Linked DNA regions of Homo sapiens: all the other regions are linked to region 4. The links are chromatin contacts, found by Hi-C or POLR2A ChIA-PET in ENCODE. All regions are on one chromosome and are shown on one strand. Each heading gives the region's core, a stretch centred on a gene start or an enhancer-like site at or near the end of the contact. The rest is flanking DNA. Distances are from core to core; before and after follow the strand shown.

Region 1 (6,625 bases), core at 100-2,599, 7.6 Mb before region 4:
TGCCGATTGGTGTTTTTACAATCCCTGAGCTAGACATAAAGGTTCTCCAAGGCCCCACCAGAGCAGCTAGATACAGAGTGTCGATTGGTGCACTCATAAACCTTGAGCTAAACACAGGGTGCTGATTGGTGTGTTTACAAACCTTGAGCCAGATACAGAGTGCTGATTGGTGTATTTACAATCCCTGAGCTAGACATAAAGACTCTCTATGTCCCCACCAGACTCAGGAGCCCAACTGGCTTCACCTAGTGGATCCCGCACCGGGGCTGCAGGTGGAGCTGCCTGCCAGTCCGGCGCCGTGCGCTCGTACTCCTCAGCCCTTGGGTGGTCGATGGGACTGGGCGCCGTGGAGCAGGGGGTGGTGCTCGTCGGGGATGCTCGGGCAGCACAGGAGCCCATGGAGTGGATGGGAGGCTCAGGCATGGCGGGCTGCAGGTCCCGAGCCCTGCACCGCGGGAAGGCAGCTAAGGCCCGGCGAGAAATCGAGCACAGCGCCGGTGGGCCGGCACTGCTAGGGGACCCAGTACACCCTCTGTAGCCGCTGGCCCGGGTGCCAAGTCCCTCACTGCCCGGGGCTGGCAGGGCCGGCCGGCTGCTCCGAGTGCAGGCCCGCCAAGCCCATGCCCACCCGGAACTCCAGCTGGCCCGCTGTCACCTCTCAATATGACGCCACTAAACATGGAGTTGATAACAGGTGTGCAGTAGCTCAACATTATATAGTATTTCTACCATACAGATACAGTAGTAGACAGAGCTTGATGAATATAGAACAAATTTGCGTCAGACAATAGCTTTTTGTTTTTAGATAGTTTCTTTAAGGGTGAAAACATTTAACCAGGCTCTCTTGAAGCCCTGCTGCCTGGGGGAAGTCATTTGATTTTTGCTAGTCTGTATGCATTGTTTATGTACAGACTTTATGGTTTTGTTCTCAAAGGCATCTCCTCCTACCCCGAGCCTCACACTGCTGGGGTTTCGTTTGTTTTAAATCTTGGTTGGAGGGGGCACTCTCTCCAGAAAGTAAAAGACAACGGATCTGGCTCCAGTCCAGGACGGAAAGCATAACGCTTGATTTCTGGATGGGGTTTGCACAAGGACAGCACGTGAGTTCTGCTCTCCGTGGGACTCAGACCGGATAGGCCGTGAAAATCTCTAAGGTGTCAGTCCACGCAACCTAACCTGGCAAAGGGAATGCTTTGCAAACTCAGGCCCCAGAACAGAACTCGGCCTACCAGATCCAGGGAGCCAAAGCACGCAGGCGCAGACAGAGTAGCGGTGAGCAGAAGGCAGGCGGGACGGGCGCGCGCACTCGGCGGCCAGGCGCGGCGGGAGCGCGCCCTAGGGGGCGGGCACTGAAGCTGCGGCTTGCGGTTCAGCGGGTTCTAGGGCGCCGGGCGCTCGGGCCTCGGCCATGGCTCACAGGCCGAAAAGGACTTTTCGGCAGCGCGCGGCTGATTCCAGCGACAGCGATGGCGCCGAGGAGTCGCCTGCTGAGCCTGGGGCGCCGAGGGAACTTCCGGTCCCGGGTTCTGCGGAGGAAGAGCCGCCCTCTGGAGGAGGCCGCGCGCAGGTGGCGGGACTGCCCCACCGGGTTCGGGGCCCTCGTGGCCGGGGCCGGGTCTGGGCGAGCTCCCGGCGTGCCACCAAAGCGGCTCCCCGCGCGGACGAAGGCTCAGGTGTCCAGGGAGACGCGGGGAAGCGGGGAGGTGACGGCACAGGGCGGGAAGGGGCCGCGGGGTCTCTGGATCCTTCTCTGGGGGTTCTATAACTTGCTGCCGACCACAAGCCATGCTGAGTCTTATCCAGAAAGACTTATCCAGAAGGTAGTGAGCGAGAAAATAGCTCGAGCACTTGCCCGCTATCTGCATCTGCCTTTTGGACTCCTTGGGGGAAATAAAACAATCGTGTACAGTTGGGAGGCTCTTCGTTTTCACCATCAGTTGACTCCATCAGTTATAACTAACACAGTTATCAAAGTTTATGAAGAACCTAAACTGTCACAACAAAGTTCAATAATTTATAATACTATTAAGTGGGCAGAAGTTATATGTACCTTTTAGACACTTGACCAACTTATCTTTCTTGAAAACATTTAGCCAGAGTAGTACAGGAATCTAGGTTTTGGGACATTCCCCTTTGTTTATTTTCTTTTTTCACCAGTTATTTGCAAAAACTAATAGTAATATATACAACACAAAGAAGCATGATAGAGATTCATGACACTGTAGATGGTACCAGTAATGGTGTTAGATATAGTGTCGTCATTTTGAAGTACCTTTGAGTTCTTAAATACAGGTGTAAGGCAGCATAAAGTTGTTTAAATAAAATGTGCTGCTCTGAGTTGGAATTGTAGCTTAATGAGGAATACGGTTTTTGGTTAGTCTTGAGAGCTAAAATCTTCCTATTATTTTTTATTGTCATTAAAGTGATTTTTATTAATTTATTGAGAAGTAAAAAATGTATATACTTATAGTGTACAACATGATGTTTGAAATGTGTCTACAGTGACTAAATGGAGCTAATTAACATTTGCTTTACCTTAGGTACTTACTTTTTTTTGTGGTGAGAACACTTACTATCTACTCTTACTAATTTTCAAGTATGCAATGCATTGTTATTAATTTTAGTCACCGTGTTGTAGAATAGAATTCCTCTTGTCTAATTAAAATGTGTGCCCTTTGACCAGTATCTTCCCAACTACCCTCAACCTCACTCAGTCCCTTCTAACCACTACTCGACTCTCTGCTTCTGTGATTTCTGATTTCCACTTTTTTAGATTACATATGTGAGATCATGTGGTGTTTGTCTCTCTGTGCCTGTCTTATTTCATGTAACATAATGTCCTCCAGGTTTATGATCTTCGTGATTTCTTGGTCTTTCTTGTGACCTTCTATTTGTCTAAAGTTTTCATGACCTTTTATATTTGTTTTCTGGTTAAACTTTGTAGATGAAAGTTGAAGTCAGGAGTTCCTTTTCTCTTGCCTTCTAGAATAGTGGTTCTCAAACTCTTTGGGAATTGGACCTCTTTTAGACTCTTAGAAATGATTAAGGATTCCAAAGAGCTTTTGTTTCAGTAGGTTATACCTATCAATATTTATCACACTAAAAATAAAATTTATTAATTCACTTACAAAAAATCTATTACATGTAAGGATAAGTAAGATTTTTGTGAAAAGTATTACCCCAAAAAAGGAAGAGTAGCATTGTTTTCAATTTACAGATCTCTTTAATGTCTGGCAAAATATTAATAGAAGACAGATGAATTGTCATAGGTGTTTCTGCTTTTAATCTCTTGTGCTATTTTGTTTTGGTTGAAGTATTTGAAGAAAATACAGCCTCTGACAGATACATGATTAAGACGAGTACTTAATAGCATTTTTAGATCATTGAGGGTGTTGTGCTTTAATATAACACAGCTCAACAAGTAATAAACTAACCCTTCTTAAAAGTTAGTTGCGGGCCGGGCACAGTGGCTCACACCTGTAATCCCAGCACTTTAGGAGGCCGAGGCAGGTGTATCAAGAGATCAGGAGTTCGAGCCCAGCCTGGCCAACATGGTGAAACCCCATCTCTACTAAAAATACAAAAATTAGCCAGGCATGGTGGTGGGTGCCTGTAATCCCAGCTACTCAGGAGGCTGAGGCAGAGAATCACTTGAACCCGGGAGGCAGAGGTTGCAGTGAGCTGAGATTGTGCCACTACACTCTAGCCTGGGTGACAGAGTGAGACTTTATCTCAAAAAAAAAAAAAAAAAAAAAAAAAAAAGTTGCCAAATGGATTCTTAAACCATATGATTAAATTTGGGGTGCTCTTACCTTAAAACTCTGTTCTGTTTTGTACTTTGGATCTTTTACTCATGAACGATTGGTAACATCTTGCATTATTTGGAAGGTATTCATTAGCTGAGTTTGCAGATCTTGCAAATGTTGGAGCATTTTATTGTACAATACCAAAAAAATCATAGTATTACCACTGATTAATCAGTCTGTAAGTACTGGAAAGCTGTTAGGTTCACAGTAGAGAATATAAGTTTTCCAAAATCTCAATTTTCACTTGAAATCTCTCATTTTATTGATAGGCACAACCGGGCTCATGTTTTGAGAAAATGTTTGTCAGATAGCCATGTCTGAATAATCGGTTTGTTAGTCATTCTTTCAAGTAAAATGGTGATGCTTCTTAAAAACAACGTCTAGTTCAGCTTGCAACTCAGTCACACAAATGCTTTTCCTTAAGGCAGCCATTGCATTTCAAGATGCAGCAAAAGTGCCTTATGAATACTTTGATTTTGTCACAAAGAATATTAAACATGTGTACTCAAGGGTCAAAATTTAATAAAATAACAATTTTTTAATTAGTTCATGAAGAGCAACTGGCTTTTTTCTGCCATGTGAGGTAAGGAAAAATACCATAACTGCTACTACAAATTGATTCATTCATGCCAAGAGCCTAGCAGTTTTACCCATCACTGCCTTTACTTCATTATATAAATATCAACATGGTAAAAAGAACAAATAACATGTTATTATTGTGATGAAAGTAGTTTTAATTTCACAGACTCTCTGAAAGAGTCTCAAGGACCTCCAGGGATTGATAAACCATGCTTTAAGACCCACTGCTTTGGTGTTAATCCACTTTGGAAACAGGTATGGGTTGTCATAAATGACAATATCTAAGAAAGATGTGAGCTGCAGCTATATTTTTTTTAGTGTTTTAAATTTTGATTTTACTCCAGCCTTTTTTGAACTGTATGTAGGTCTTCTAACTAAGGTAGAAAATTAAAATTAATGAGTAGTATGTAATCTTATGTTTTAAGGTTACTCATAAAGATTGCAAATTTATTGTGGATTAAGAAATCCTTTCTTGTCAATAATGTCAAGAATTCCTTTATTTTGTTCATTCAATTTTCACAACACCCCTGTGGGTTTTATCTTGGTGTTATCTTTGTTTAACAGATTAATTGAATTTAACAGACTATTTACCTTCCCAAATCATGCATTGAAAAGATGGACCCATGGTTTAATATTGACCAAAGTGCTCGTTACAATATTTCTCGCCACCAGCCGTTGAAATATGGCATACTATAAAGAGAGCCTAAGTTCTGAAGTTGCCTGGGATTAGGTTGACAGCCCTGCTTCTCCACTGCCCGAGTTGGTGTTCTTTATCCTCTCAATCCTTAGTGAACTCATCAGAAATTGCATTTACTTTATAGAATTACAGGTATTAAATAAGTCATGTAAAACAGGTTTCAGTGTGCCTAGTACATAGTATACATTAAATATTTTTCTTTTCTACTTATTCACAATCATTACTATTCTAAATATTACTTCATTTTTTGTCGCTTTTTTTTTCTCTAATGCCTCCTTCCCTTTTCTCATTGCATACTTTTGGAAATATATTATTAGATGCCTAGATAATACAAATAGGGTCTTTGTACACTTAGTAGATCATTCAGTTGCTTAAGAAAGAAAGTTGGAGGAAGATCAATATGTCTACTTTAATATATGGACTAGGATTAAAACACCGTATTATACATATGCCATGTGTTGTTCAGAATTTCAATTAATAATTCCATTATTTTGACTCTTTTTTGTTGTATTTTTAAAATGTCCTGTTAGAATCCAGAACCCTTGATGTGTCCACAGATGAAGAGGATAAAATACATCACTCCTCAGAAAGTAAGGATGATCAGGGTTTGTCTTCTGACAGTTCTAGCTCTCTTGGAGAAAAAGAACTTTCATCAACAGGTTAGTAATTTGTATGATTTTGGTTAAGAATTTTATTTTTAATATAGTGTTTTTGATATAGTTATTAATGACATAACAAACTCTAGTGACATGGGGCAAGTAGGTCATTAATGATGATTGTCAGAGTGCCAAAATTGCTCATTTTTATTACATTTTAACATGCACAGGTCAGACAGCTTATAAGTAGCAGGGCTAGGATTCAAACCCAGTTTGTTCTGGAGCCTGTATTCTTCTTAATCACTGTGCTATACTGGGTGATTGACATTGATACTTGAAGGATGGTAAGAATTTGTCAGGGAGGATGTTTCAGGTATAGGATGTAGCATATCTGAAACTCTAGGGAAGGTATGTAATATGTGCAGGAAGCTAAAAATAGCTCTGGCTGAAAGTATTTGGTTGCGAGTTTAAGGAAAAGAAAACAGGAAGGACAAGTTGGAGTCAGATTATACAGGGCTTAGGGAACCACTGAAAATTTTATACAGATGACATGAATGTTTTTGTGTCTTAGAAAGATCAGTCTAGTTCAGGGGTTGGCAAATCTGGCCCACCACCTGTTTTTGTAAACAAAGTTTTATTAAAACACAATCACAGTCTTTCAGTTACTTAATATTTGTGGGTGCTTTTGCACTGCAGCAGCAGAGTTGAGAAGTTGCCACAAAGACCCTATGGCCCGCAAAGTGAAAAATATTTATCTGGCGTCTTACAGAGGTTTATAACTTGTTTTGTGCCGTGGACTCCTTTTTCAGTCTAGTGAAGCCTAAGATCCCTTCTGAGAAAATAAAGTAAAATACATAGCTTTGTAGAGGAAACAAATTATATTGAAATAAAATTATTAAAATATATTTTATGACGCTTGTAATATAGTAATAAGTGCTTCTGTGCTT
Region 2 (6,937 bases), core at 4,085-6,584, 5.2 Mb before region 4:
GGGGGATGTTGAACTCTGGGTGGGAGACAGAAGTTAAGAGGGAAGATGGGGAAAGAAGCTGACAGAGAGGAAACTAAAGATTTCCAAACACTGTTGGGCCGGGCGCAGTGGCTCATCACATCTGTAATGCCAGCACTTTGGGAGGCCGAGGCGGGTGGATAACCTGAGGTCAAGAGATCAAGACCATCCTGGCCAACATGGTGAAACCCCATCTCTACTAAAAATACAAAAATTAGCTGGGCATGGTGGCGCGCATCTGTAGTCCCAGCTACTGCGGAGGCTGAGGCAGGAGAATCACTTGAACCCGGGAGGCGGAGGTTGCAGTTAGCCAAGATCGGGCCACTGCCACTCCAGCCTGGTGACAAAAGCGAGAGACTCCATCTTAAAAAGAAAAAAAAAAAAGATTTCCAAGCACTGTTGATGACCCAATTAAAAGTTGGAGACCAAGAATTTCTAGTGATGCCAACCCAGAGAACTGAATTATCTTCCCCAGCACAACTCAGAAATTCAGGTTAAGGAATTACAAGAAGTGCCTGAATGGTCTGTAGGACCAGCATAAAAACAACATAAGGCTCTGAATCACTCACTTCCCTCTTAAAAAGACTTAGTTATAAGACTGGTCATATTTTGCTTCAAATTTAAACAGTATCATAGTTTAACTCAGCCTTAGTAACAGGACTACAAACTTAATCACTGCCTTATATAACACCACTATAACTCCCTTATTATCTAGTGAGATATGAGAGTAAATTGAATAACACAATTTTGTCATTTAACTTGAGAGTAAACTGGATGAAATTAATGTTTCCTATTATTTGATCTCATCCTCTAAATACGCAGCATTAGATGTTATACAACACATCTAAGAATTTCATAGTTCATAAATTTCTAGCAAGAAACATACTAAGCATTTTTTCCTTAAACACTTTCCAACCTATGCCAGTAAGTTTCAATATGCCAGTGAACTAAAGGAAAAATTATCTGAACACTCCTTGTATCATTGTAAATCTACCTTTAATACAGAAAATCATCTATATATTCTATATATTATCATATATTCTCTCAGGTAAATAAGAAAATATCTAATTTTTCTCAGGGGAAAGAAAAAACTGTGGGGAGGAAAAAATACTCTGGGCTCTCAGAAGTAAGATTTTCTATTACCCATAGATAGTTCACGATTAGAGGCCGGGCGCGGTGGCTCATGCCTCTAATCCCAACACTTTGGGAGGCTGAGGCAGGCAGATCACAGGTCAGGAGTTCAAGACCAGCCTGGCCAACATGGTGAAACCCCATCTCTACTAAAACTACAAAAATTAGCCAGGCGTGGTGGTGGATACCTGTAATCCCAGCTACTCGGGAGGCTGAGGCAGGAGAATTGCTTGAACCCAGGAGGCAGAGGTTGCAGTGAACCAAGATCGTGACACTGCACTCCAGCCTGGGCAACAGAGCAAGACTTCATCTCGGCGGGGGAAAAAAAAGATAGTTCATTATTAAACAGGAAAATAATTTTCTCACATTGGCTGTAGTAAAAGAGGGTTAGCTTAAAAATTCCTCCTCTGGGTCCCTATCTCTCACCATATGCAAAGATTAACTCAAGATAGATTAAAGATTTAAATGTAAGGCCCGAAATTATAATAATCCTAAAGAATACTTAGGAAAAAAGTTTATGATTAAGACCTCAAAAGCAAATGCAACAAAAATAAAAACAGACAAATGGAACTTAATTAAACTAGAAGAGCTCCTGCACAGCAAAATAAACTACCAACAGAGTAAACAGACAACCTACAGGATGGGAGAAAATATCTGCAAACTATGCATCTGACAAAGGACTAATATCCAGCATCTATAAGGAACTCAAACAAATCAACAGGAAGAAAAAACAAATAACCCCACTAAAAAGCGGGCAAAAGACTGAACAGACACTTCTCAAAAGAAGACATACGAGCGGCCAAAAAACATGAAAAAATGCTCAACATCACTAAGCATCAGAGAAATGCAAATTAAAATCACAATGAGATACCATCTCACACCAGTCAGAATGGCTATTATTAAAAAGTCAAAAAACAGATGTTGGCAAGGATGAGAAGAAAAGGGAACACGTATACACTGTTGTTGGGAATGTAAATTGTTCAACTCCTATGGAAAGCAGTATGGAGATTTCTTGAAGAACTCAAAACAGAACTACCATTTGACCCAGCAATCCTACTACTGGGTATCTCTCCAAAGGAAATTAAATCATTTCATCAAAAAGACATCTGAGCCAGGCACACTGGCTCACACCTGTAATCCCAGCACTTTGGGAAGCCAAGGCGGAGTATCACTTGAGCCCAGGTGTTCTACACCAGCTAGACGCCATTAAAAAAAAAGAAAAAAATCTGTGCTCATATGTTTATCACAGCACCGTTCACAATAGCAAAGTCATGAAATCAACCTAAGTGTCCATCAACAACTGAATGGGTAAAGAAAATGTAGTATGTATTAATATACATTGTGGAATATTATGCAGCTATAAACAGAATGAAATCCTGTCCTTTGCAGCAACATGGATGGAGCCTGGAGGCTATTTATCAAGTGAAACAATTCAGAAACAGAAAATCAAATACCACATGCTCTCACTGGTAAGACAAGTGGGTACAATGGGTACACAGAGGCATAAAGATAAATGGGTACAATAAGTACCCACAGACATAAAGATGGAAATAAACAGACACTGGGGGCTCCAGAAGGAGGAGAGAAGGGCTGAAAAATTACCTATCAAGTACAATGTTACACTATCACGTACAAAGGTATATTATTTGGGTGAGAGGTTCACTAGAAGCCCAAACCTCACCATTATGCAATATATCCATGTTAATTACGTGCATATGTACCCCCAAATCTAAAATTAAATTAAAATTTTGTTTAAAAAACTCCTCCTCTAGGCTTCAAGATAAAGTTTGAATATTAATAGTTATTCAAGCAAGAAGTCACAGGACAAAATAAAAGTTAGAAGACCTAGTCAACAAGTGTGGCTTTAATTATGGTCTCTATGTAAATGACTTACAACTTGAAATCTCTAGCCCAGCCTTCTCCTTCAATCTTCAAAACCAAACTCATAATCTTAAGACTCACCCAACCAATTCCACCACCCACTCACAGCCACCACCTCCACCATAAATCTGGCCATATCTTAATATTGGCACAACCATTCAAACAATAACCTAACACCTGGCTACTTCACCTTTCACATCCCATCCGTTATTAAGTATGATGATTTTGCCTCTTAAATATCTCTCAAATCAGTCCACTTTTCCCTGTATCCACCAACACTTCCCTATTCCAAACTTTCATCATCTTTTGCCGGGCAATGCTGCAATGGTCTCCTAATTTATGCCCTTGACCTATGGCTACTGCTCCCCATCCCACCTTGCTATCACAGCTGTTCCACACTCTGCTATACACCTGACCTTTCTGAAACACCTAACTTATCATACATCCCCTCGTTTCAAATATTTTCTTCAACTCCCCAAAGCTCCAGAGATAAAGCCCCTAAATCCTTGGCATAGCACACAAAGCCTTGCAGTCTGTGCTCAAACCACGTTGGCTTCTGGGTCCTGGAAAATGCCATGCTCTCTCTCATCAACAGTACCTTTTCATGTGTTTTTCCCTCAGCTAGACGGCTCTTTCCCTCCCCTTTGCCTGATTAACCTTAAACTGTCTTCAGATATCAGCTCTATCATAACCTCCTCAAGAAGGCTTTCCCAACTTCACTGACAAGGCCAGATTATCTTACTTTATGCTTTCATAGAATATTAGCACATATATTAGTTTCACTTTATGTGATCATCTGAAATCTGTCTGCCTCCCTGTCTAGACCATGAACACAAGGAAGGCAGAGACCAAAAATGTTTGGGTTCACCAAGCTTTCCTTAGCACCCAGCACAATGTGTGGCACATGGTGAATTCTAATAATACATGTTCAATGAATTAAGTACCCCCTGGAATATTCACCAGACAAAACAACAACTACTGCTCATTAGTGACAAAACTCTACACCTTCACTGTCTGTGATGATGGAACTGTTCCATTATCTGCTCTGTCCAACATGGTAGCCACTAGCCTAGTGTGGCTGCTGAGCACTTGAAAACCGGTAAGAACAGACGCATGGAATTTTTCATTTAATTTATTTTTAACTCTTACTCAAAACTATAATAGTTTTCTCTTTAAGATGTAAAAAGCCACACGTGGCCAGTGGCTACTGTACTGAGCAGGGCAGGTCTTGCTCCTCGAAAAGCAGTAAGTTAAAAAAAGGGGGGTAAGGGCAGCAAATTAAATGGAGAGTTATTTTCAAAATGATCTTCGGGGGTCTACCATGAAATCGGCTTTCTCCATTGTGTATTATCTGTGCTTTGTAGTTTTGCAGACTGTTTGGAGCCGCATCACAAGCCTCCTGCATTCCAAGCCCCTCCTATCGGCTGGGGAACCCCTTTATTGCTACAAATGATGGTCCAGGGGAGGAAAACCCGCGGGGAGCCTCTCCAGACTAAGTGATCGCGCGGTGTACATTATCCACATTACTCCCTCAGGGGAGTCCTGCAATTCAGTCAAGCTCATCTGTTCACTGTCTCCCCAACAAGATGCTCCCCAGGCAACCACTCGCTCCGGTCCTACACCGCCTTTTCCCTCCTTCAAGGCTCGACACACCCGTGGTCCTCTCTCAGCGTTTCTCACGGGGAATGCAGGCTCCCCTGAACGTCTACGGGAGTTCAAAAGGCCCAGGACCCACCGAGGGGGAGGAAACGAGAAGTCTTTGCCACAAAGCCTGGGAGACGCGGAGCAGCCGGCCGGCACCTGGGCTGGAGTCTGGGCCGCCTACTAGCCTCAGCTGCGCGCGTTTTCTCCGTCAGGCGGCGTGACCTGCGGGCGGGCGGAGCGCTCGGGGCCCAGCCTCCACCCCCAACTCGCCGCGGCTCCACACCCCTCCCCGGCCCGCCTCACCTTCTCCAGGGAGGTCCGCTCGCCCTCCGAGTAGCGGTGCTGCGGGGGCGACAGCGGAGGCAAAATCCTGCCGGGGTGCGCCTGCAGCCAGGCCTTGGCCTCCTCGTCCTCCTCGTCGTCTATACTTTCCAGATGCTGGGGCCCGTAGTGAGAGTCGGAGTCCAACTCCCGCCCCGCCTCTTCCTCCACCTCCTCCACGACCACTACGTCGTCCACGTTCGCCGCCGCCGCCGCTGCAGCCTCCTCCTCTTCCTCCTCCTCCTCCTCCTCCTCCTCCTCCTCCTCCTCCAGCTCGCCCGGCCATGGCAGATCCTCGGGCTCCATGTTGGTGTCTCGCTCTGGGCGGCAGAGGAGGAGGAGGAGGGGGGGAGGGAGGGGAAGGGGAGAGCCCTGACTGGCGGTTGTGGCCCAGCTTAGGCGCAGTGCCGCCCGCCTGGGCGGGGCCGGAAGACCGCGCGCGCGTTGCTAGGGACGCCGCGCGAGGCCCGGCGGGAACGCCTTAGGGCGGAGGTTTGCTACAGGCGACGTTGCCGCCTCGCCGCCGTCACCGGCCGGGACCTTGCGAACTGTACTGTAAGCTCACAATAAACCGGGACTGGGCGCCTTCCGGGGCGCAGAGGGCCCCGCGCAAGGACAGTGTAGTTCTCGGCTGGGGTCGAGTTTCGCCCCTGCACAGAGAAGAGATCAAACTCTAGGACGTACCCGTTATAATCACACATGCAAATTATAAAGTTTTAAAGGTTGAGTATCTCCTAAAGTGTCAAGCTGTATGGTGGGCGCTTGAACCTAACCGTGGAAAAGTGTCACGGGTTGTTAGAGGGATTAAGAACTGGGCACTGGCATCAGAAAGATCGGAGTTTGAATCCTGGCATCACCACTTAAAGTGGTGTGACTTTGTGTTTATAAAACGATGATAATAGGCCATCGCATAGGATGGGTGTGATAATTAAAGGAAATAATCAATGTGAAGGACTTAGTGATAGGTTGGTTATTGTACAATAACTCATTAGATGCTCACGGTTCTGTGAGACAAGTATTACTATTTCATGTATGAAGAATCTGAGGCTAAAAAAATTAATTTGCCCAAAGTTTCTTACCTAGTAAGTGGCTGACTCAGTATGCCATCCCAGGTCCTCTGTTAGTGTAGGAATTGCCCTGGCCTAGACCAACCAGCTGTTAAAGGATAACAGAGCAAATATTTATACTGATAGTACATATGTTTTGGTGGTTCGTCAATGACTTTGGAGTGCTTTAAAAACAAAGATTTCCTGACCGCTTCAGGAACCTCTACGAAATGAATGGCAAATTAAAGTATCTTAAGATGCCATGTAACCAGACACCACCTGTACCCCCAATAACCTATGGGGAAAATTTTTAAATTAAAATTTTAAATAATAATTATAATCTTGAGATGCTTCACTGTTACCAAAGGAAATAGCCATAATTAAAGTGGAGTCCAGCAAAAAGTCTTCATGGTATTACCCACAATAGTAGAGATACATTGATAATGATGCTGAACCAATGTTGGTGGGGCAATTTTAGGGTTATTGCCAAGGATGTATGTCCTGCCTACCTGTCAATGACCCAATCCTGGCAAAACTTTAAGGGTAGAACATGAACTGGAGCCCAGTCTTGGAGTTCTGTTGAACACCTCTAAATGGACTATGAGTACATTAGGGTTATTTATTCTTAAGGGGTTTAGGGGTTCTCCTTGCCGGAGACCTATTACTGTAATAGTAGAAAAGAATTTATTAATTTTGTATTCCTGAATGTGAAATCTCAATGTTTATCTCCAGTAAGAGGACACACATTTCACTGATATTAAATAACTGTAAAGCTTTACCTTTTTAGAAACTCCGCTATCTTTTTGCATCCACAAATTTCAGGAAAGATAAAGAGAACTAATAGAATTCTAAAAAATAGCTTTCAAAGTTCTCTAACTTCCATCTAACTTCCAAAG
Region 3 (6,386 bases), core at 3,581-6,080, 6.3 Mb after region 4:
GTTTTTCGATAGAAAACCTGGCTGTTTACTCACACATCACAAAACTTCTAAGTTTGCCAGCACCCTCCTTTGGCTTTTCCTCTTCCCATTTTCATTTTTATTTGTTTTTCTTAAACTTTTAAATTTTTATTTTTTACTATTGCCAACAATCAACCTCTTCCCATTTTCAGACAAATATTTTAACTGGGAAGGTTAGAAAGTAACAAAAATGTTAACTAGAAACCTTTCTAGGAAAATTAGGAAAATCAAAATATACTTAATGAAACAAGGCCTCTGCTTCATGTTACTATTGCAAGCTAAACTTAAAAACATAGAATGAGGCCAGGCATGGTGGCTCACACCTGTAATCCCAGTACTTTGAAAGGCCAAGGTGGGCAGATCACCTGTGGTCGGGAGTTCGAAACCAGCCTGGCCAACATGGTGAAACCCCGTCTCTACTAAAAATACAAAATTAGCCGACCACGGTGGCGCATGCCTATAGTCCCAGCTACTCGGGAGGTTGAGGCAGGAGAATCACTTGAACCCGTGGAGCAGAGGTTGCAGTGAGCTGAGATTGCGCCACTGCACTCCAGGCTGGGCGACAGAGCGAGACTCCGTTTCAGGGGGGAAAAAAAAAGAACGATGCAAACAGTAAGGCTTAGGAAAACGGGGCTTAATGGTGGTCTCGATAATAAACTAATGCAGAGAAAAATACAAAATAACAACAAACACTGTCTTTGAATTGGAGTAAAACCTAAGAGAGATAAGATACATACAGCCCTCTCTTCTTTTCTTTTCTTTTTTTTTTTTTTGAGACAGAGTTTCCCTCTTGTTGCCCAGGCTGGAGTGAAATGGCACGATCTCGGCTCACCGCAACCTCCACCTCCCAGGTTCAAGCGATCCTCCTGCCTCAGCCTCCCCAGTAGCTGGGAATACAGGTGCATGCCACAACACCGGGCTAATTTTTTGTATTTTTAGTAGAGACAGGGTTTCACCGTGTTAGCCAGGATGGTCTCAATCCCCTGACCTCAGCTGATCCACCCTCCTCCGCCTCCCAAGGTGCTGGGATTACAGCATGAGCCACCGCACCTGGCCCCTCCTCTCTTCTTTTCTAACCTTAACCAGTTCCTGGCTCAGTCCTATTATTGAGGGTCTAGGACATCGTGGGCTATTCATTCTAAAGAGAACCTTCATTTGGATGGCTGACAAAGTATTATTGTTTTGTAAAACCTATTTCATAAATTATTAAGGAAATTGTATTGTTATTGCCAACATTCCCACATATGCCTTACGTCTGCTTGGATCTGACAGGAAAGTATTTTTGTTTGTTTGGTTTTGTTTTGTTTTGGAAAGTATTTTTTAAATATAGGAAAGCTGGCCGGGCATGGTGGCTCATGCCTTTTATCCCAGCACTTTGGGAGGCCAAGGCAGGCGGATCACCGGGTCAGGAGATCGAGACCATTCTGGCTAACACGGTGAAACCCCCTCTCTACTAAAAATACAAAAAACTAGCCGGGCTTGGTGGTGGGCGCCTGTAGTCCCAGCTACTCAGGAGGCTGAGACAGGAGAATGGCGTGAACCCGGGAGGCGGAGCTTGCAGTGAGCCGAGATTGTGCCACTGCACTCCAGCCTGGGTGACAGAGCGAGACTCCATCTCAAAAATAAATAAATAAATAAAAAATAAATATCAGAAAGTTTTAAAAACATTTTTACCCTTCATTAGCAACAGTGCTTTGCTTAAAGTACTCTACACAAGTGTTTATGTTTTTGTTTTGTTTTGAGATGGAGTCTCACTCTGTCGCCCAGGCTGGAGTGCAGTGGCATGATCTCGGCTCACTACAACCTCTGCCTCCCGAGTTCAAGTGATTCTCCTGCCTCAGCCTCCCGAACAGCTGGGATTACAGGCATCTGACACCACGCCTGGCTAATTTTTGTATTTTTAGTAGAGATGGGATTTCACCATCTTGGCCAGGCTGGTCTTGAACTCCTGTGATCCACCCACCTTGGCCTCCCAAAGTGCTGGGATTACAAGTGTGAGCCACCACGCCCGGCCATGTTTAGGTTTTAATATTTGTTGAAATCCCATTTTAATGGAGAAATAATGTACATTAACACTCTGATGAAAGCCGATGTTTAACATTTATTTACTGCCTAATCCCACGAACAAAAATAATTCCAATTTCACAGAAAAAGAAATGTTTGTAACTTGAAACATTTCAGATACTTAAAGCATGTCTCAAAACTTTAAGACTCTCCCAAGAAGCCAATAATGGCATCTTCCAAATTCTGCTCTGTCCTTTATGGCTGACAGATCGACTCCTTACACTGGTAGAACTAGTAGTTTAGTAAGCCCCTAGAGATCATCTAGTTCAACCCTCCTATTTTACAGATGAGGAAAATGAGACCCAAAGGATTTAAGTGGCCTTCCTTAGGTCACATAGCTAATAAGTAGCAGAGCTATTAATAAACTCAAATCCAGTATTTTACATCCCAAAATTAATGCATTTCCTCATCACCCACTTGTTTCCAACATATTACATCAGTTGTCTAAACAAATAACCATAGAATTTATGTGCTACTTGGGAGTATTCTGGTCCTCTGAAGAGAAGTCGGCCTCAGAGGTTTATGGATCTTCATTTCCTAGTGCTAATATCCTTCTTTTTTTTTTTTTTTTTTTTTTGAGACAAAGTCTTGCTCTATCACCCAGGCTGGAGTGCAGTGGCGCAATCTCGGCTCACTGCAACCTCCACTTCCTGGCTTCAAGGGATTCTCCTGCCTCAGCCTCCCGAGTAGCTGGGATTACACCCCCGGTTAATGTTTTGATTTTTAGTAGAGACGGGGTTTCGCCACGTTGGCTAGGCTGGTCTTAAACTCCTGACCTAAAGCGATCCACCCACCTCGGCCTCCCAAAGTGCTGGGATTACAGGCGTGAGCTACTGAGCCAGGCCCCTAGTGCTAATATGCTAAATGTGTGTTAAAGAACAACTTGGCGAGGTGGCTCTCGCCAAGCCTGCAATCCTAGCACTTTGGGAAGCCGAGGCGGGCCTATCACCTGAGCTCGGGAGTTCGAAACCACCCTGTCCAACATGGAGAAACCCCGTCTCTACTAAAAATACAAAATTAGCCGGGCATGGTGGTGCATGCCCGTAATCCCAGCTACTGGGGAGGCTGAGGCAGGAGAATCGCTTGAACCCGGGAGGCGGAGGTTGCGGTGAGCCGAGATGGTGCCACTGCTCCAGCCTGGGCAACAAGAGTGAAACTCCGTCTCAAAAACAAACAAAAACAAACAAACAAACAACACCACCACCACCTCATAATTACAAGATTAAGTACCTTTGAACATTTGTTTCTGAACCTACCACACGCAACTGTCACTTTGCAGGTGCTTAATAATTGTGAGCGAACATTCAACAAACCTCATTTCATAAACTTCCCTACTGAAATATAGTGGTCATAGGAGACCAGCAGTTTAGCTCATGGCTTCTGGTCCTTGCTTTGTATTGGAATACTGCTTCTATCTACTGACTCGTTTACCCTGGGCTTCAGTTCCTTCTTTGGGCTCCAGTTCTCTCACCTTTTAAGTAAAGGATTATTGTGAGGACTAAACGAGATATAAAACGTGTAAAGGTTTAGCACTGTGCTTAGCAGATAACGGAAATAAATGATCTTTATTATAATGTTTACGTTCCCTAAGAGTCAGTGGCTACGTCATGCAGGAGACACTAGTGTAGAACAAGCGGGCGGTGGTAACTAGACAGACCTGATTTGGCAGTCTGTCAAACCTCCACCACCCAGTATCAACCAATACGAGATAACTAACCTCGCCTCATTCCAAATCTCCCTTTTCTGACTCCCTTTCAAAATGAACAAAACTGCATAAAATGCAGGTCTATGTGGCCGGGCAAAAACAGACTCAGTCATATCCCTTAGAGAGTTATTCCGGCGCCCACCCCACCTCGCGGATAGATCCAGCCGGAGTTAAAGGAGGGCACCTCCGGGTGGGCGCGGTGGCTCACGCCTGTAATCCCAGTACTTTGAAACGCTGAGGAGGGTGGACCGCTTTGAGCCGGGGAGGTCAGACCAGCCTGGGCAACACAGCGAAACCCAGTCTCGCTATGTTTCGAATACAAAAATTCGCTAGGCATGGTGGCGGGCACCTGTCGTCCTGGCTAGTTGGGAGGCTGTGGCGGGAGGATCGCTTGGGCCCCGGAGGTCGAGGCTGCAGTGAGCCAAGATCGCCCCACTGCACTCCCGCCTGGACGACAGAGCGAGACTCTGTCAAAAAAAAAAAAAAAAAAAAAAAAGGCCGGGCTTCGTGGCTGACGCCTGTAATCCCAACACTTTGGGAGCCCGAGGCGGGTGGATCACCTGAGGTCGGGAGTTCGAGACCGGCCTGGCCAACATGGTGAAACCCTGTCTCTACTAAAAATACAAAAATTAGCTGGGCATGGTGGCGGACGCCTGTAATCCCAGCTACTCGGGAGGCTGAGGAGGATCGCTTGAACCTGGGAGGCGGAGGCTGCAGTGAGCCGAGATTTTGCGCCACTGCACTCCAGCCTGGGCAACAGAGTGAGACTGTATCCAAAAAAAGAAAAAAAAAAAAAAAAAAAGGAGGGGACCTCATAGCCGTGCAAGGTGGAGTGAGGAAATGCGGATGTCCTCACCACTCGCCTTTAAAATCGCGCGTTGTCATTGCTGCCTCGCGTAAAGGTTCCCCCGGCGCTCTTCACCCACAGCGCCCCGGGCGTACAATCTCGCCAGCCCGGAGCCCACCGCACGCATCCTCCTCGCCCGGCGCGCAGCGGACAGCCTCCTACGTCACGCCAGCGCCGCGCGGCAAGGAAGGCCCCCTTCTCCGCCTCCGCCTCCTCCCGACGCCGGCGCCGCTTTCTGGAAGGTTCGTGAAGGCAGTGAGGGCTTACCGTTATTACACTGCGGCCGGCCAGAATCCGGGTCCATCCGTCCTTCCCGAGCCAACCCAGACACAGCGGAGTTTGCCATGCCCGAGAATGTGGCACCCCGGAGCGGGGCGACTGCCGGGGCTGCCGGCGGCCGCGGGAAAGGCGCCTATCAGGACCGCGACAAGCCAGCCCAGATCCGCTTCAGCAACATTTCCGCCGCCAAAGGTATCACTCTCATGGCCTGACCCGCGGCGCCGCGGGGTTGTGCTCTGCGCTCTCATCGTGGGCTTGAGCGGGTTTGGCTCATTTCCCATTTCTTCGGGTGATCCTCTCTTGTCCTCCCTATAGAAGCAGCCCAGTGGAGGGATCCTTATTTCTGTTTTTCTGCCGATGATCGCCAACCCGGAGTATGGAGGCCTTTGGACTTGCCCCATTTTGCATCTTAATCTCCCTTAGTTTTTCATCCTGCACTGTGCATCATTCATATTGGAGCCGAAAGCAGTTCAAAATGCCGAGGATTGCATGCAGTCTTCACTAGGGATCTGACGCTTGAGGGCTGTCGCTTATTGCTTATTGGAACTGGTAGAATGCACAGTATCTTTCAGCTTTGTTATTCTTATTTAAAGAACTATTAAATAAACTTCACTTGGCACAACTGTTGAGACGAATTGGGTGAACTCTCCGAGTCTAAATTGGGGCGGGGCCCATTGTACTGGGATGGATGTGGGAACCGACTTACGTGTCGTGTTTGAAATAGTTGCGGAAAAGTTACGTTGATGTCGTCTCCGCATGTGCAGTGAAACATAGGCAAATCAAGAAACAATTATTTGTTTTTTTTGTGGAAGTGTGTGGCACACGTTGGAAATCAGGAAGACCAGAGTTTCATTCTCTGCTTCCGTTACTTCATGTCTTAGTGACCTGTAACCTCTGTGCCAAAGATTCACTTATAAAATTGGAGGAAAATGTTTGCTTTTTAGAGTTAAGATTAAGAGAAATCGAGTTGAAATAGAAAAATCTGGAAGGAAAAGTCAGGACAGAGGTTTAGAGATCTTGCCCGAGTGTATATTGAGTATAGTAGTTCTTTTGGGTTGGAGAATAGTAGTATGTTTACAGAAGAGGTGAGATTAGAAAGCTAGGTTGGGGCAGATGTTAAAGGCCTGGTGTCCTGGAAAGTATTTGGCTTAATCTCCCCCAGCTATGGGATCATTTCTTTTTAGCCATCGTGTAGGCTTGCTGTGAGGATTCAGTGAGAAAGCATATAAAGACCCACGTATATAAAGTACACCTTACATGTGTTTGCAGTCATCAGCCCAAGTAACTGGGAATGTGATGGCGCTAAGATAGGTAACGCTGGATGTAAGAAAAAGTAATAGTTTCTAACTTGTCCTAATGAGTTGGAAAGGTCAGAATGGCCAGATTTAGGAGTCATTTGTAAGTTTAGGAGATAATACACCTGGAAACGAAGGTTTGTAGGATAATTGTCTAGGGACCATAGTTGAAGCTTAC
Region 4 (6,355 bases), core at 1,689-4,188:
AAAGAACTTGAGCTAGACCCGGAAAGATACTGGAACTGAAGTATAAAGAGAAAGGAGTAGGGAGGAGCGGACCTCTTTCAAAGGCCAAAGCCACCAAAAAGTATGGACATAAACAAACTTTATGATCCGTGAGAGACAAACTTGTGACTGAGTCTCCTACTTGAAAAGCAAGTTAAGTCCAAAACTTTTTCCTTTAGAAATGTTGAAGATGCTCACGCCTGTAATCCCAGCACTTTGGGAGGCAGAGGCGGGTAGATCATGAGGTCAGGAGATCAAGACCATCCTGGCTAACACGGTGAAACCCTGTCTCTACTAAAAAATACAAAAAATTAGCCGGGCGTGGTGGTGGGTGCCTGTAGTCCCAGCTACTCAGGAGGCTGAGGCAGGAGAATGGCATGAATCCAGGAGGCGGAGCTTGCAGTGAGCCGAGATTGCGACACTGCACTCCAGCCTGGGCAACGGAGCAAGACTCTATCTCAAAAAAAAAAAAAAAAAAAAAATTTTTTTTTGTTTTTTGAAGATGCCAGGATGTCATAAAAGCATTGTGATCTGGGAAACTTAATCTGGCACTGGCAGATGGATGAGTGGAGAAAGGAGAGACGTCAAACAATGAAGCAAGGGAAACCTACAACGAAACCACTCCTTGGCAGGAAACCATAAAAGCCTGAATGAGAGAATGGCAACAGGGACAAAGAGGAGTTACTCTATCATGTTCTATGATATTTTACACTTTATCAACTATTTAGAATAGTGCCTTTCTTTGTTCCATTATTATATTCCATTAACAGAGATGAGACTATACCAGTCCGGATGATGGTAAAAGAATCCTTAAAAAGGAAAATATAATTAATTTCGGTTATCGATTCTGGTATGAAATTGGCACCCAGAAAAGAAAGCCCAAAGTAAATTTAAATGTCTAATTCCCGGATTGATAGCACAGAATTTAAAATATATACATAGGCTCGGTGGGGCAGCTCACGCCTGTAATCCCAGCACTTTGGGAGGCCGAGATGTGATCACCTGAGGTCAGGAGTTCGAGACTAGCCTGGCCAACATGCTAAAACCCAGTCTCTACTAAAAATACAAAAATTAGCCAGGTTTGGTGGCAGGCACCTGTTAACAGTGAGCCAAGATCATGCCACTCACTCCAGCCTGGGTGAAAGAGCAAAATAAAAAGATATATATACACACACACACACACACACACACATATATATGCATGTTTCTTATCAAAATAATACATTTTTTAATCAAAAGAGCACCATTAAAACACAGTCATGCACTGCATAATGACATTTTGATCAGTGACCAACCGCTCATACCATGGTGGTCTCATAACAGTATAATGGAGAATATACAGAAACCTGATATATGGCACTGGATACCGGCAATGCAGATCAAGTAGATGAAATGACTGATATTCAGTAATGGTGCTGGGACATTTGGTTTTCCATATGAAAAAAATATATAAACAAATATACACATACCATCTAGGTTTGTGTAAGTACACTCTATAATATTCGCACAAGGACTAAGTCATCTGACAAAACATATCCCAGAACATATTCCCGACGCTGACTGTATATACTTCTTGTAAAGCAGCAAGTGCTTATATTCATTATTTACCTGCTTCTGTTTATGGCAATCTCTTTACTCGACCTTTTCTCAATTTGACATAGAACATTATAAAAGATACACAGAAGAAGAGCCAGTATTTTGGTGTGATCTCAGAACTAATTTACAAATTCAATTAATATTTGTATCGAATGCAGATTTTTAAGGCATTTGGGAAGTTCAAACTCAATATGGTAAATTTTTAAACTGGACAAAAACCATACAACAGAAAAGTCCCATTAAGTAAAGCCTATTCATGCCTTTTCATCTCTGTAGGAGAGAAAGCCTGGTGTATTGGGAAATGATTGAGATTTTCCTTACCCTGATTTCTACATTCCTTGATTTCAAGTTAAAGCGTATCTGAAGTCCCAAATGTTCCACAATAGGAGTAAATATCTTCATCCAGTTTTCTTTCAATGGTGTGTATCTGTTAGCTGGGACTGGAATTTTCCTTGTTTCTTCTTTCCCACTCTGTAAATAAAAGAACACACAACTCAGAAGGCTATGGAGGGACGGTGATGGAGTTTAAAATGACATCTGATCCACAAAGGGCCTCCTTTAACTGAACTAGTTACACTTCAAAGAATCACTTCTCTCTGAGCATCACGGCAGAACAGCCCCACCGCAGCTTCAACATTCTCCAGAGGCCATCGGCTTGATCCGCGTCTGGCCCTTGCCTCGTTGCTGTCCTAGGGTCCCAGCCACATACCAGGAGCCCGTCCCCACAGAGGGGTGGGAAGACGGGCCTCTTCGCCGGCCTGGCCTCCTCTGTGTCCATGCGGCCCGCATCCCCGCCCTCTCCTGCTGCGGACAGCTGTTCAGCCTGTCGTTTCTTCGCCCGTCGGCCACCCTTGCGGGTGACCTGGGTAAAGCCCTCCTCTGCCCTGGCGCTCTGCGTTTCCATTTCGGATTCCATCCCCGGAAATCTTAAAGCGCTGCCGGCTGAAACACGTGCGCAGCTGCACCACGCAGAAGCCAGCCTCAGCCAACCACCCCTGCAGCTCCGCCCCTTTCCTAAAACGTCACAGGCCGGGGACCTGCAGGATTTGGGGCCGGTGGGGGGGAAAACGGGGTTAGGCTGTCCTAAGATATGCCTGATGGTCTTGGGCTCACTCCAGCCGCGCAACTCCCAGCCCAAGTATTTTGTAATCTCTAGTATGTATGTGTGCGAAAGGCAGTGGGTAAAGGCGATAAACAAATTCGTGCTGTTGTGAAGGAACATTCTGTGCGATCGCAGGAGCGCATCTGGCATTATCCGGGGATAACTACAGCCAACATGCCAGGGCATCTGGGGCAGAATACGGAAAGCGGGAGGGACAAATTGCCAATGTTTGGAGTCTGGTTTCCAGGTTGCCGTTTTTGGGGGCTCTGGGTGTGGCGGTTGCCGTAGCTGAAATTGGCTGCACCATGTCGGCCTTCGAGAAGCCTCAGATCATCGCCCATATCCAGAAGGGCTTCAACTACACGGTGTTTGACTGTAAGTGGGTGCCCTGCAGCGCCAAATTTGTGACCATGGGCAACTTCGCACGGGGCACCGGCGTCATTCAGCTGTACGAGATCCAGCACGGGGACCTGAAGCTGCTTCGGGAGGTGGGTGCCGGGTCGAGGATCCGGACTGCCGTTGGGGGCGAGTGCGGATCCTGGGGTCTGCATTCCTCTTTGCCAGAGCCTTCGCCCAGCGTCCCCCAAAGCATGGCTTGAGCCGCGCGAGACCAGAGAAGCTGACCGCCGACTGAGGAATGTTTCCTATTTAAAACCTTTCTTCTCATCCGCGGGGTAGTTCCTCCGCGCCCAACCGTCCTGCCACCCCCAGTGCAGTCCAGCCAAAGCGGGCACCAGGATGCCTGCAGTGTGGTTGGAAGAGGCAACCTAACACATTCGACAGGCATCAGCTGAGTGCCTGGTATTCCCAGGGATGTGAATGGTAATGTCCCCCATCTCATGGAGTTTATTTTCTAGTGGGAGAGATACTCAGTTCAATAATCAAAGCAACGATACATAAATACAAACCGAGATGAGTTGTCTCACACAAAGGAACACGGTTACGGTTCAATGAGAGTGAAAACAGATTTGGGATGAATGAAAACAGATTTTGGTATGTGCAGAAGCTAACTAGGTCAAACTAGGAGTAAAGGACAAGGTTTCCAGGGCTTCTGCACATGCAGAAGCTCAGTGATGGGAAGAAGTTTATCTCCTTAAGAAACTAGAGGGATAAGCAGGAACCAGACATTGCAAGATCTGTAGGACATTCAAAGGATTTATGCCTTTTTTCTAAGAAAAAACGGACACAACTGAAAGGATTTAAGCAGGGTGTGGAAAGATTAGGTTTGCAAGGTTTTTTTGAAGATTACTAGTGAAAGAATTAGAGAATAATGATAGTAACTAGCATTTTATAGCTGTTTATAGTTTTTAAAAAGTGTTGATTTTGTTACCTGAAAAAATGATCAGTCATTATCAGATCAGGGTTGTAATAGACTACAAGTGCAGGGTAGGTTAACTCTGGGGATCAAAACCTATGGAGAGAATCTGCTTGGAGGAGGTAGGGATTAAACTGGTAGATAAAGGATGAATACAATTTGGACTGTTAAGCCTAGAATAGAAAGTATGTAAGACCCCATCCCGCTTTAAGTTTCCCTGAATGACAAACATGAAACATGGCTTATTTTTTTCTACCTTTCCTTCGTTCCTTGTATTGTTCATCACTTAGCTTCTGGTAACCAGTGGCTTTTTTTTTTTTTTTTTTTTTTTTGAGACAGGGTCTCAATCTGTCACCCAGCCCGGAGTGCTGTGGTGCAAACACAGCTCACTGCAACCTCCGCCTCCCCACCTCAGCCTCCCAAGTAGCTGGGACTACAGGTGTGTGCCACCACACCTAACTAATTTTTTTGTACTTTTTATTTTTTTATTTTTTATTTTGGTAGAGATGGGGTTTCACCGTGTTGCCTAGGCTGGTCTCCAACTCCTGGGCTCAAGCAGTCTGCCTACATCGGCCTCCCGTAATACTGGGATTACAGGCGTGAGCCACCAAGCCTGGCTACCTGTTGCTATTCCAATGTTCAGTTCAGATTATCTAATGTATGATGCCCTTCCTGATTTCTACACAAAGTAAAATTTCTTTACATTGCATTTTGGGTTGTTTTTGTTTTTTGTTGTTGTTGTTTAGGGATGGCGTAGCTCTGTCCCAGTCCGGAGTGCAGTGCTACTGTCATAGCTCATCGCAGCCTGGAACTCCTGGGCTCAAACCATCCTCCCGCCTCTCCCTCCCAAAGTGCTGGATCAGGTGTGAGCCACCATTAAAAAGAAAAGGTATTTAAAGGATTTATTCCTTTTTCTTTTCTTTCTTTCTTTTTTTTTTTTGAGACGGAGTCTGGCTCTGTCACCCAAGCTTGAGTGCAGTGGCGTGATCTTGGCTAACTGCAACCTCTGCCTCCCAGGTTCAAGCGATTCTCCTGCCTCAGCCTCCCTAGTAGCTGGAATTACAGGCACATGCTACCACGCCCAACTAATTTTTTTGTATTTTTAGTAGAGATGGGGTTTCACCATGTTGGTCAGGCAGGTCTCAAACTCCTGACCTTAGGTGATCCACCCGCCTTGGGCTCCCAAAGTGCTGGGATTACAGACATGAGCCATTGCACCTGGCCATTTATTCCTTTTTCGAAGAAAAATGGGACATGATTGAAATTTTTTTTTTTTTTTTGAAACAGGGTCTCACTCTTGCCTACGATGGAGTGCAGTGGCAGGATCAGGGCTTAGACCTGTGACTTTTTAAAATAAGAACAGGCCTGGTGCAGTGGCTAACGCCTGCAATTCCAACACTTTGGGAGGCAGTGGGGTGGATTGCTTGAGCCCAGGAGTTCAAGACCAGCCTAGGCAACATGGGGAAACCCCGTCTCTACTTTTTGTATAAAAAAAATACAAAAATTAGCTGGGCATAGTGATGCGAGCCTGTAGTCCCAGCTACTTGGGAGGCTGTGGTGGGAGGATCTCTTGAGCCCAGGAGGTCAAGGATGCTGTGTTCGCACCACTGCACTCCATCCTGGGTGACAGAGAGACCCTGTCTCAAAAAATAATAAAATGAAAATATATGATTTGTATGTATTTCAAAAGTACACTTACTCCATCAAGTGGAATAGAGTAGTTTGTCTTTTGTAGCGACTCTGGGGAATTTCAGCAAATTTTAAAAAGATAATTTTCTTTTGTAGCAAAAATAATATGTGTCCACGATAGAACATTTAGAAAATAGGAAAACGAAGAAAATATCACCCATAATCTCAATGCCAGGAATAACCACTAAGTGTATTTTCACGCCGGGTGTGGTGGCTCACGCCTGTAATCCCAGCACTTTGGGAGGCCGAGGCGGGTGGATCATGAGGTCAGGAGATCGAGATCATCCTGGCTAACACGGTGAAACCCCGTCTCTACTAAAAATACAAAAAATCAGCCGGGCGTGGTGGCGGGCGCCTGTAGTCCCAGCTACTCAGGAGGCTGAGGCAGGAGAATGGCTTCAACCTGGGAGGCAGAGCTTGCAGTGAGCCGAGATCGCGCCACTGCACTCCAGCGTGGGTGACAGAGCAAGACTCCGTCTCAAAAAATAAAAAAAGAAAAAAGAAGTATATTTTCACCTGAATCCTTTGGATATTCTTTTTTTCTACCATGAGTTGTCTGAGAACACACTATTTCAAGGTACTGTGTTTAACAAGGACCGAAGAGATTTAAAAGTTGAGTCCTTTCTCCTAAAGAG

What was found. A loop is a pair of places that touch in the nucleus more often than their neighbours do. ChIA-PET counts read pairs that join two places held with the same protein, here RNA polymerase II (POLR2A). Pooled maps may share reads with other maps.
Region 1: a loop to region 4 is called in a pooled map, with 6 times the contacts of the local background. The contact joins the promoter of GCFC2 here to the promoter of DNAAF10 in region 4. A Hi-C loop is called at or near these places in 3 of 50 pooled maps. POLR2A ChIA-PET finds 5 or more read pairs at or near these places in 2 of 52 experiments (A673 and naive thymus-derived CD8-positive, alpha-beta T cell).
Region 2: a loop to region 4 is called in a map of CD8-positive, alpha-beta T cell, with 21 times the contacts of the local background. The contact joins the promoter of ALMS1 here to the promoter of DNAAF10 in region 4. A Hi-C loop is called at or near these places in 2 of 168 maps with a recorded cell type or tissue (CD8-positive, alpha-beta T cell and naive thymus-derived CD4-positive, alpha-beta T cell) and 6 of 50 pooled maps.
Region 3: a loop to region 4 is called in a map of CD4-positive, alpha-beta T cell, with 21 times the contacts of the local background. The contact joins the promoter of CCT4 here to the promoter of DNAAF10 in region 4. A Hi-C loop is called at or near these places in 2 of 168 maps with a recorded cell type or tissue (CD4-positive, alpha-beta T cell and naive thymus-derived CD4-positive, alpha-beta T cell) and 6 of 50 pooled maps.

Annotation. Positions count from the first base shown.
Region 1 is chr2:75,705,639-75,712,263 of GRCh38, reverse strand. It overlaps GCFC2 (GC-rich sequence DNA-binding factor 2), which reads left to right and starts at 1,349. Exons shown (of 17, transcript NM_003203.5): 1 at 1,349-1,673; 2 at 5,613-5,741. The coding sequence starts at 1,409. It overlaps LOC105374813 (a long non-coding RNA gene), which reads right to left and starts at 1,325. Exons shown (of 3, transcript XR_940260.2): 1 at 1,230-1,325. RefSeq lists an enhancer at 1-539 and a silencer at 1,518-1,817.
Region 2 is chr2:73,384,233-73,391,169 of GRCh38, reverse strand. It overlaps ALMS1 (ALMS1 centrosome and basal body associated protein), which reads right to left and starts at 5,334. Exons shown (of 23, transcript NM_001378454.1): 1 at 4,978-5,334. The coding sequence starts at 5,301. LOC105374804 (a long non-coding RNA gene) reads left to right here and starts at 5,489. Exons shown (of 4, transcript XR_007087053.1): 1 at 5,489-5,717. RefSeq lists enhancers at 4,546-4,785, 4,826-5,575 and silencers at 4,846-5,015, 5,176-5,575.
Region 3 is chr2:61,887,100-61,893,485 of GRCh38, reverse strand. CCT4 (chaperonin containing TCP1 subunit 4) reads left to right here and starts at 4,830. Exons shown (of 14, transcript NM_006430.4): 1 at 4,830-5,105. The coding sequence starts at 4,979. It also overlaps a transcript of COMMD1 not described here. RefSeq lists enhancers at 3,561-4,120, 5,060-5,139, 4,681-5,240, 5,241-5,802.
Region 4 is chr2:68,154,110-68,160,464 of GRCh38, reverse strand. It overlaps DNAAF10 (dynein axonemal assembly factor 10), which reads left to right and starts at 2,938. Exons shown (of 8, transcript NM_138458.4): 1 at 2,938-3,204. The coding sequence starts at 3,022. PNO1 (partner of NOB1 homolog) reads right to left here and starts at 2,577. Exons shown (of 7, transcript NM_020143.4): 1 at 2,324-2,577; 2 at 1,936-2,085. The coding sequence starts at 2,530. RefSeq lists enhancers at 2,266-2,365, 2,646-2,885, 3,166-3,305, 2,763-3,695.